Regions from separate parts of the Homo sapiens genome. Here region 2 is linked to region 1. A link is a loop called in an ENCODE intact Hi-C map of the cell type or tissue named here. Cell type or tissue: heart left ventricle. All regions are shown on one strand.

What was found. Peaks named below come from ENCODE experiments on the same cell type or tissue, not always from the same donor. Only the 100,000 strongest peaks of a DNase experiment are listed, where the experiment ranks them.
Region 2: a loop joins it to region 1, with 3 times the contacts of the local background. A loop is called at or near these places in 47 of 110 quality-filtered maps.

The regions. Positions count from the first base shown.
Region 1 is chr5:111,761,393-111,763,892 of GRCh38, forward strand. It overlaps a transcript of NREP not described here. Among named protein-coding and RNA genes, the nearest start is that of NREP, 5.4 kb to the left of the region's middle. In heart left ventricle, no CTCF peak of the experiment used is centred here; no DNase peak of the experiment used is centred here.
Region 2 is chr5:112,146,104-112,148,603 of GRCh38, forward strand. It overlaps a transcript of EPB41L4A not described here. Among named protein-coding and RNA genes, the nearest start is that of EPB41L4A-AS1, 13 kb to the right of the region's middle. In heart left ventricle, a CTCF peak has its summit at 1,018 (motif pointing left); no DNase peak of the experiment used is centred here; H3K27ac peaks cover 292 bases.

The DNA.
Region 1 (2,500 bases):
CCCACTTCTTCAATTTGCTAATTCCTGCTCCTTCTTCTCACATTCAGTTTAGGCATCACCACCTTTTTAAGAAATGTTCTTTGAACTGCTGATCTCATTTAGAAAGGAGTCTTTGTGGTCACAGTGCACCAGGTACAGAACTCTACACTTGTCCTTACCACTCTACACCTGAACTTGGACTTTATTTTTCTGTCTTCACCACTAGACTATAAATTCCATGAAGGAACAGATCGCAGGATACATTGTTGATCGCATATGTAACATCCATTATCCCTTTCTTCCTTCTCAACGAAATCTTGATTTTTGTCCTGGTCTCCATCCCTCCCATACAGCCTGCTAGATCCAGGGAAGGTGACGCCAAGGAATAGATTCTAATTATCTTAGCCAATCAGTGTATTGAATTGGATCTGATAATGGGCTAATAAGCAGGTGACCTAAGTTCAACCAATCAGACCGAAGGGAAAGAATTGTATTTCATGCTTAAGAAATGTGAATGCTATTCTTAAAGTAATGCAAAACTGTAGAAGAAATGTAATCTGAAAGTGACAAGATTTTTTTTTTCCAGGGAAGGTTATTCTGAGAGTAATTTGGCGGATGGATTTGAGCACGGAGAAGGGGCAGAAATGAGGAAATGAGTTCAATTTCAGAGAATATTAGAGTAATTCACATGAGTAAATATGAATGGCCCAAATTAAGATGGAGGGCATGGGAAAGGAAAAGAGGGAAGGAGTCAAGTTGCATTATGGAGTTAGAATTGCAGGACTCATTATGGGTTCAGAAAGCACAGGAGATTAGCTGGAGAAAAGAGTCTAAGATGATTCTAGATTCTGGCTTTGTGACTGCTTGGATGATGATGGGATTTCCTAAAACAGAAAATACAGGAAGAAAAGTGTCTATGGGAGGATCAGTGGGTGACACTGAGTTCAATTTTATACCTGTTGAATGTATAACACACATATTCAATGATGTTCCAGTAGCTATCTTTGAGTAATTTTCTTATCACCAGCTCCCTTTTCCTCATGCTTCCTTCCTGTTATGGGCTGAATTGTGTCCCCTCCCCCCACACACCACCCCCAAAATGTACATGCTAAAATCTGAACTCTCAGTACCTCAGAATGTGACTGTATTTGGAGATAGGGTCTTTAAAGAGATAATTAAGGTAAAATGAGGTCATATGGTCGGGCTCTAACCTGAAGTGACCAGTGTCTTTCTAAGAAGAGATTAGGACACAGACACATACATAGGGAAGACCACACGAAGATGTGGGAAGAAACACATCTAACACCAGGGAAACAAACCCCAGTGACACCTTAGATCTCAGAATTCTAGTCTCCAGAACTGTAAAGAAATGAATGCCTGTTGTTTAAGCCCTCCGGTCTGTGGTACTTTGTTATCGCAACCGTGGGAAACTAATAGACCGCCCTTGCAGCAAACATGTGGAAGAGTAAAGGATTTGTAGTATTTGCATTTGTTATGAGGTTTCGGATATTCTACAATGCAAAGTCTGAGGAAGAGCCTGAAGCTAAAGAAGTTATACGTCCAGGGCTTTATCCAAACCCAGAAGGTTGCTTACATATGTGTATAAAAGTTGAAGTCAGGAGGGCTCCACTAAAATTCACGGCTCGTTTTTCTCAGAACAGCATTCCAAAACACATAAGGGAAAGGAAACCGATTTACAATTGACCCTGTCCACTTTCAAGTTTCCAGCTGTATTTACACAGCTGCTGAAGGCAGCACAGATGAGAGATTCTCCCCTTCATCACTGAGAAACCCACACCAAGAGTATGCTCAGTGTCTTCGTATTAGACGATTCAGTAAGTCTCAGGGAGGAACACAAAATATCAGGAACTCAGCCATTGACACTGGGGATGCTGACAATGAGAGGAGGAAAAATAGATGTAAACTTAGCAAATTGTGAAATATGAATGCAAAAGCAAACACAGGAGGACTTACAACCTACATGACTCTATAAAATATGATGAACAGAGCATTTAAAAGATAAAGGACAAATGTAAGATGTGAGGAACTTTTGAAAATTATGGTGCTTTCAATCTTGTATTTTACTCAACACCTGGAAATAATTGTAAATCCCTGGAAAAGTCAAGTTTGTCCTCCTGGAGGTGAAGAACAAGGAGGTTGTTGCAGAAACAAAGAGATAAACGAAAGGAATGTCTCAAAGGAAGATTTATCCAGATTATCCTACCACGCAAAACAGACCATATGAAACACATTTTAAAATTATCCTCCTTCTTGCCTTAAAACTGATCTGCATCATGGTACAAAACTGTAAAAATAATACTGGTAGTTAATGCTGTTCTAAAACAAGAAAAAGAAATTATTTTAAAATCCCAGTACGTCTGTATGTGTGTGTGTGTGTGTGTGTTTGTGTGTGCGCGCACGCGCATGCTTATTTGTGTTAACGAATTTGCATTAACAAAGTAGAATGTTTGTTCCCCCTGGAAGAATTTTTTGAATTTTACAATTATAAATGGGTATTTTC
Region 2 (2,500 bases), 380 kb after region 1:
GTCTTACAGAATCGAGACCACATTCACTATTGTAGACCAAAGTTTATTGAAATTACTACTCCCCCTTTTTAGAAATGTCAAGCATCGCGATCCTCAAACTTCTGCCTTTCAGCCATTCTTGGGCTCACCATGATTTCTGGGAAGGTTTCATATTCTCAATTTCAAGTTCAGAAATATAACTCACCCATTTGACAGACTTCAGATCTCTAATGGAACAGCTGCAATTCTCTTTCAGTGGCTAAAACCAAATACTAACATTAATACATGAACAGCCCACTCATTAGAAACCCAGGTTTTGTGTTTAGTGCTGTTTGAGTAATTCTGTGTCCCACAGGAGCAGAGGATCTTCCAACGCTGTTTGCGCTCCCCAAAGACTCTTGCACCATCAAGCTAACAGCAAGGTTACTGACGGAAACAGATTTTTCTAAAAATATCCTTGGCAATGTGTGGACATGAAACACATGCCACATATATTTAGTCATAAAAATATAAAAAATTTATTTTTGTCTAGCAACTATTTATTTCCAGATGTGTGACTAAGCACAGCAACCAAATCATACCTGACTTAAAAAAAAATTAAGACCAGTCGAGCTGCCTAACCACAGAAGAAAGGTCTATTAATAATTTAACCCTCGTTGCTACTGGCAAGCTGGCTGCAGACTGAAGCACCAGCTTTATCCTCCTGGTTAGCTTAGAACATAGAGTCTGCAGTACAGGAATCTTACCACTCAAAGATGTTTCATACTTGTCTGAATTGGAATGCATAAGATGTAACCTTAACAGGTCTTTTCTATTAATTAGACGAGACTTTTATTTAAAGAAAAGCCTCACCTTGGAAAAACAAGTATGAAAAATATAAAAACCAGGTTTAAAACACCTGGAAAATGTGGTGATTCTACTCCAATATGACTATTCAGTTGTTCATTTATTCCAATTAAAGTGTAATCCTGTAATGTGTAAAGTGTAATGTGCTGCTCTAAATTAGTGTGGGTTTTGTGCTTGGCTTGTACTGCCACCTGGTGGTTTTCTACATGTAGTAACATCAGACCCAGGAATGTCTTGAATTAGTATTCATTTAGCAGTCTATTCAGTATCTCTGTCATTGACAAGTCAGCACTTCAAGTACGATCTATAAAATGGTGGTGGAGAAGAGATTTTACATAAAATCTGTGTTATCAAATTAAGACAAACCACACCTTATTTAATCACATCATTTTTATGTGAACACATTTAGCATAAAGATTAGCAAATCTGAGCCGGGTGCGGTGACTCACGCCTGTAATCCCAGCACTTTGGGAGGCCGAGGCAGGCGGATCACCTGAGGTCAGGAGTTCGAGACCAGCCTGGCCAACATAGTGAAACCCCTTCTCTACTAAAAGTACAAAAATTAGCCGGGTGTGGTGGCATGTGCCTGTGGTCTCAGCTACTTGGGAGGCTGAGGCAGTAGAATCACGAACCCGGGAGGCAAAGGCTGCAGTAAGCCAAGACTGCACCACTGCACTCCAGCCTGGGCAACAGAACGAGACTCTGTCTCAAGAAAAAAAAAAAAAAGATTAGCAAATCCATAATGAAAATTCCATAAGAGAAAAAAATTTAAGGGTAATTACACCCCCAAAATAAGAAAAAAATGAATGAAAAAGACAAGGCCTTTCCAAATATAGGCCTACCTGGCTTTTGATAAAAACAGGCCTAGCGCGGTGGCTCACGCCTGTAATGCCAGCATTACAGCATTTGAGACCAGCCTGGCCAACGTGGTGAAACCTTGTCTCTACTAAAAATACAAAAATTAGCTGGGCAAAATGGCACATGACTTTAGTCCCAGCTACTTGGGAAGCTGAGGCAGGAGAATTGCATGAACCCAGGAGGTGGAGGCTGCAGTGAGCTGAGATGGTGCCACTGCACTCCAGCCTGGGTGACAGAGTGAAAAAACAAAAATAAATTAAAAAATAAACGCAAACACCAGAAAATTGGGAGTTAAATAGTATTACTATAATATAATAGTATTACTATATAATATAATAATATAATAGTATTACTATATAATATAATAATATAATAGTATTACTATATAATATAATAATATAATAGTATTACTATATAATATAATAATATAGTTTAGTAGTATTACTATACAAAAGTAGTTTCCATAGGTTTCTTTGATATGTTTTAGAATTCATGTTTCTCTTTTGTGAAATGTCTCTTTTTGACTTTGGCTCTGATGATTTCCCAGTGTTCATATGGATAAATGTGAATATTTTAAAATTAGGGTTATATTTCTTTTAATTACATTTATTATAAGAATTTTACCAATTGATACATGGAATTTTCTTTAATTATTACTTTAGTGACAGAACAGTTTTAGATTTTCCCAAATCAAGACTACCAATTATTTTCTTATTCCATTTTTTTATTTATTTTTTAAATACATTTTATTCTGAAAGGTAATATTTGTTTTGAAAGGTAACACTTTCTCATGGTTCAAAAGGGAAGAAAAGTCTCT